2 separate regions of the Homo sapiens genome follow, and region 2 is linked to region 1. The links are chromatin loops, found by intact Hi-C in ENCODE. Cell type or tissue: GM12878. All regions are shown on one strand. Links, peaks and the distances in the headings refer to the core of each region. The heading gives the core; the rest is flanking DNA. Region 1 has its middle 98 kb from the start of PLCL2-AS1. Region 2 holds the start of PLCL2-AS1 (PLCL2 antisense RNA 1).

Region 1 (2,916 bases), core at 229-2,728:
TAGGGTATGGGGGTAGAGGCAGCTGACTGGCTAGCAAAGCTGTACTCCTCTCCATAGTATCAGTGTGTCCCTAGGAAGGGGCTGCCCTTGTGTCTAGGTGGGCCGCTGGGTGACTTGCTTTCCCAGTGGAATGTGATTAAAAGTGACACTTTACTTCTTAGTCAAAGTGTCTCTGACATTGGTGGGAAAGTCCTAAAGGATGGAGCCTCAATGTGGCTGGGTCCCTGAATCACTGCATGGAGGAGAGTCACACACAAACCAGGAAGCCTCACTTTGATACTTATGTCTGTGAGAAATGGACTTCTCTTGTTTTAAGCAACTGACATTTTGGAACCTGTGTGTTATATAGCAGCAGACACAATCCTATTTAATATATCATGGAATATATTTTTAAGCCAGTCAAATTTCATCATAAAATGTATTTATTACTGTGGGGTCTGGTCAAAAAAGTTTGAAAAAAGTGCCTGCTCGGCTGGGCGTGGTGGCTCATGCCTATAATCCCAGCGCTTTGGGAGGCCAAGGTGGGTGGATCATGAGGTCAGGAGTTCAAGACCAGCCTGGCCAAGATGGTGAAACCCCATCTCTACTGAAAATACAGAAAAATTAGCCGGGTGTGGTGGTGGGCACCTGTAATCTCAGCTACTCGGGAAGCTGAGGTGGGAGAATTGCTTGAAACCCAGGAGGTGGAGGTTGCAGTGAGTTGAGATCGTGCCACTGCACTCCAGCCTGGGCAACAGAGCGAGAATCGTCTCAAAAAAAAAAAAAAAAAAAAAAAAGCCAGCTCTACCCCAGCCTCCTTATTTTTCAGATGGAGTGTCAGAGAGAGTGGGGCCTACCCACTGTCTCCTGGACGAGCTGGGACCAAACCCAGCCTACGCAGGAGGGGTCATAACATGAGGCCTGTATCTGCTTTGTTCCCATGGAATCCGGTAAAGTGGATCCCCAGTTCGACTCCAGCAGGCCCATCTCTCACCTGTCTGCCACGTCCACACTGCCACCAGGGACAGAGCTAACATCTGGCTCTGCTTCATGAGGCCTCCAGCCCCAGAGCAGCTCAGGGACAGGAAGGATGAACTCTGCCTGGCCTTGCTGAGCTAGTTCTCGGGGCTCCCACTGCAAGCTCTGTGGTTAACGCCTCTGCTGACAGCGGACAGGACAGACTTTCTCTGAAAGTCTGAGTTTCTCTGAATCTCTGAGGTGCAGGATTCTCAGAAACCCAGCGGCAGCCTTGCCACGCACCACCGCTGCGACACTGGGTGAGTCACACACATGCCCAGGAACATGCCTCCATATCTTGTGACAGGGTGAGTTTGGTCCCTGGTGCTGGTGCTGCACGGTAGATGGAAGCACAGCGGCTGCTGCGATCATGCAGAGCTTGTCACCTCCAGGAGTTAGAAGCCACCCAAATCCTGCCATTCAGGTGCTGGGGGAGGGAAAGTCCTGAGGGGCAGAGCTTCTGGGCTGTCTGCACACATGTGGCCACATCAGCCCAAGGCTTTGCCTTCCCCATCACCGGCCCCCATGGGGAGACTGGGAGGAGTTAATGCAGGTGACAGCCAGACCCAGGGCCTGGAGTTTGACAGGCTTAATACCCTTGCAACACCCCTGCGAGGTGGCCAAGCTAGGCATTTGCCCCAGCCCCACCCCCCAATATTAACGACGGGGAAATGGAGGCTCCTGGAGCTTGCTTGTCTTGCTCATAGTCCCCTCTTGATTGGCTGACAGCGGGATAGATGGACCCCTGGCACCTTGAGGGAGGAGTCAGGCAGGCAGGGCTCACGGCACTGGTGTCTGATGGACACTAACATCTCTGAATGAACTGGGGTTGGTTGACACTGGCTTCTATCTTTCCCCAACCTGTAAGCAGCCTGGGATTTGATCAGAGTTGATTATGACTCTTTCCCCAGGGGTGATGTTTGTGGGAGGGGCAACGTTTATGGGAATGAAAGCAAAGAATGACAAAGAGGTTTAGGAAAAACCTGGGACTGGCTGGTCCTCAAGATCTGGGGAGGAGGTGGTTTCTGCGCTCTCCCCCACCCCACCGTTCTGGGCTCCCAGAGTCATCTACTCATCTCCTCCTCCTCTACATATTCATATTCACCCCTCACACTCCAGTGGCCCAAGCTCAGTCCCTTCAAGGGAGGCTGGTCTAGTTGTGTCCCTCCCCAGGGGGAAAGGGAACTGGGGCTTCCTGAAGGGTCTCTGCCACATCCTTCCCATCTGAAATTATCTCATTCATTCACTGGGCATTGCCTTTCTCTCCCACTGGACTGCAAGCTCCCTGAGGACAGGCATCTTATCCATCTTGTTCACTGCATGTCTCCAGCCCCCAGCACAGTGTTTGGCACATGGTAGGCTCATAAATATGGGTAAATAAATAGCTAAGGCTCAGAGTCCCTCTTTTCAAGATAAGAAATGCAGAATCTGGACTTGGACATGAATATATTCAGCAGAATGCAGGGAGGTGTAGGACAAAGGCCTGGAGAACGTGTACAGTCCTAAGATGGGAGAGTTTACAAGAGATGGATCCTGCTAGTCAGAGTTATCAGGAAATAGCCACTGCTGCATAACGACCTTCCCCAAAACTCAGTAGCTTAAAACAATCATTTAGTTTGCTCACAATTTTGTACTTTGGGAAGGGTTTGGTGGGTATACCTTGTCTCTGCTCTGCACAGTGTCATTGAGGCCAAAGGATCCACTTCCGAGATGGTATTGTAAGCTGTTATTGACTGTTGGCTGCTCTCCACATTGCTGCTTGGGCTTCCTTGCAGCATGGTGGCCAGGTTCCAAGTGTGAATGTACCAAGAGACAAGAAGTAGTCCCATCTGATGCCGCATCATGTCCTCCATAGTCTACTGGTTGAGAAGTCACAGAGCCAAGATTCAAGGGCCTCTTCATGGGACCGGTGTCAAAGAG
Region 2 (2,916 bases), core at 88-2,587, 97 kb before region 1:
AGGGATACAGTGCAGCCAGGCTCTTTGCTAAAGCATAGCAAAAGTGACCTCTACTCCAGTTCCCAATAAGTTCCTCATTTCCATCTGAGACCTCCTGAGCCTGGACTTCATTGTCCATGTCACTATCAGTATTTTGGTCACAACAATTTAACAAGTCTCTAGGAAGTTCCAAACTTTCCCTCATCTTCCTGTCTTTTTCTGAGCTCTCCAAACTGTTCCAACTTTTGCCCATTACCAGTTCCAAAGCTGCTTTCACATCTTCAAGCAATGCCCTGCTTCTCAGTATCAGTTTCTGTTTTATGAGGCTTCAGGAAACTTACAGTCATGGTGGAAGGCAAAGCAGGAGCAGTCATCTTCACATGGCCCAAGCAGGAGAAAGAGAGTGGGGAGGTGCCATACATTTTTAAACAACCAGATCTCTTGAGAACTTACTATATACTACCAAGGGGGGATGGTGCTAAACCATTTATGAGAATGCTACCCCCATGATCCAATTACCTCCCACCAGGACCCACCTCCAGCACTGGGGATTATATTTCAACATGAGATTTGGATGGAGACACAGATCCAAATCGTATCAGTTCTCATTTATGTCAGAATGTTTCTCAGCTCTGTTTTACAGAAGTGAAAGGTTCTTTCCTGGGAATTGAGAGACCCATGTTCTGGTGCCCTCTGTACCATGTCCCTGCTGTGTGACTTTAGTTTAGTCACTTGACCCTCTCTGCCTCATTTTCCTTCTTCTAAGTGGCAGTGGATTATGTGATTCCCTGATGGCCCTATGCCTTCTAAATTACAGTGAACTAAGATCAGTTACATAAACAGCAATTTGGGAATGGCTGGATTACAGTTACTGAAAAAGATTAAAAGATTAAACAAGTCATCCCATACAATGTTACAGGACACATAAATTGTAGCCCATCATCATTACTTTCAAGGAGGAAAGTTAACACTTTGAAGATGAGACACAGGAAACCTGCATCAGACTCCCAGGCCCCATTTGAAATCCACAGCATCTTTTCTCTTAAAGACTGGATATTGAACCACCACATCTTCTTTTAGGCATTTACTAATTAATTAACTAATAATTAGTGAAGTCAAGGGAAGAAGAGAAGTAGCAAGGTCCTCAGTGGCCTCTTTCTCATTTTAATTCCCTCACTAAGGACCTTCATCACTGATAAGGGATGGCAGAGGAAATGACCACAAAGACAACAACTAGGCCAACTCATTCAGAGCAAAAACTTCAAAATAAGCAACTGGTCTCTAGAAACCGCTGTCTCACCACACCTCAACCGTCCCTGTAACCTTCACCCTAATTCTGCTCTAAGATTCCCACATCATATATTCACAGAGTCATGCAAAGAAAAGAAGGATTCCCACATCAACTTTCACACGAATGTTATTTTTCATACGTGTGATCAGAATCCCCTGGGAATGCTTGTTGAAAATGCAGTCTCTTTACATCATTCCCAAAATATTGACCATCTGGGAGTGAGACTCAGGAATTTGCATTGTGGTGAGCACATTCAGGTTTTGAGAACTTCTCTTTTGAGGGTAGAGCAGAGCAGGCCCTCTTCTGAGTTCATGCTCTTTCCCTAAGCCTCTCTCCTCTGTCTCTCACAGGGAGAGTGTGAGTGACTGCTCAGACTCAGGCATGCACCAGCTGTGTGATTGAATGACAGCAAAATTATCTTTCTAGAGCAGCATAGAACATAGCTTTCACCAGTGACATTTCCCCAGTGCCACAAATGAAGGGGAGGGAAGTTTTGGGGACACTTGCCCTTCCCGGGGTACCTGTTCTGTGATTAAATCCCAACACTGTGCTCTCTTGTCACATCTTCCTCCCTCCTTCCTTCGTAAACCCATGGAGTCTCTGAAAGCATCCCCTTGTATTTAAATAGCAACTCTCAGGGTCATCTCAGCAGATGTTCTGCTGAAGAGGGGTCACGAGTAACTCTCAGGCTGTTTTTAACTCTGGCACTTGCATAAATAAACCATTTGGTTATGAGAATTCCCATTATAATTTCTTATTAAAGCTGAGAAGAACTACAATTCAAGTAAAGTCCACAGACAAAATGAATCACCTTTCTCATACAAATACCAGAAGGTTATATATATACACACATGTATGTGTGTATATTAGGTATCCTTAGGTTTAATATAAAGTGATTTGGCCCAGATTATCTCTAAGGCTTTTCCAGCTCTCAAATTCTATGGTCTACAAATCCTATAGTATATTATAAATATATAAGGGATTGTAAAAGGGAATATACAAATAATTGAATAAAAGTGAACAAATGCATTCTAAGAATGTTTTAACAGTATTTGGAGATAAACTTTCTTATAATAATAAGGAATATAAAGCAACTTCAATTAACCCATGTTCTTTTAGTATAGGTCACTGTATTCTCATTATAGGTCAGTGCTGTGTCAATAACATATTAACATATTAAAGAAAAAACACAGTCATGCATTTGTGGAATTTGTTTCATGACAAGTTATTATACTAATTACTTATTGGAGATGCAAAAAAAGGATAATAATGTCTATACCATCATGGAAAGTTACAGTAAAACACAACCAAGTGAGTGGTATAGATAACAGGTATAAATGAAATTTGAAGAAAGGAGCAGTCTCAGAGGCTTTTGTTGTTAGGAAAGGAGGTGGAGCTTGAACTAGGGGCTTGAGGGAATGCAGGATTTGTATAAGTTAAGCAGAAGGAACAGGGCATTTTAGATGGGCCAAAGCTTAGCAGACTTTATCATCAAGGTGTACTTTCAGTGCACATGAAATATATTGTCCTGGGTGAAGGGAAATATTTGCTTCAGGAAACAGTAAAAATTAGGTTGGAAATACAGGCTGGGCCCAATTATGGAAGCCTTTTAACTCAAGTCTAAAACATTTGGGATTGATTTTTTT

What was found. Hi-C counts contacts between places; a loop is a spot of excess contacts. Peaks named below come from ENCODE experiments on the same cell type or tissue, not always from the same donor. Only the 100,000 strongest peaks of a DNase experiment are listed, where the experiment ranks them.
Region 2: a loop joins it to region 1, with 2.3 times the contacts of the local background. A loop is called at or near these places in 4 of 110 quality-filtered maps.

The regions. Positions count from the first base shown.
Region 1 is chr3:17,150,640-17,153,555 of GRCh38, forward strand. No RefSeq gene overlaps it. Among named protein-coding and RNA genes, the nearest start is that of PLCL2-AS1, 98 kb to the left of the region's middle. RefSeq lists enhancers at 786-865, 866-1,367, 906-965, 1,166-1,335 and a silencer at 2,722-2,893. In GM12878, for the core only: no CTCF peak of the experiment used is centred there; a DNase peak (open chromatin) is centred at 1,182; H3K4me3 peaks cover 655 bases; H3K27ac peaks cover 1,718 bases.
Region 2 is chr3:17,054,206-17,057,121 of GRCh38, forward strand. All of the region lies in intron 4 of PLCL2 (phospholipase C like 2), which reads left to right. It overlaps PLCL2-AS1 (PLCL2 antisense RNA 1), which reads right to left and starts at 379. Exons shown (of 3, transcript NR_046640.1): 1 at 321-379. RefSeq lists an enhancer at 215-404. In GM12878, for the core only: no CTCF peak of the experiment used is centred there; a DNase peak (open chromatin) is centred at 1,336; H3K27ac peaks cover 2,500 bases.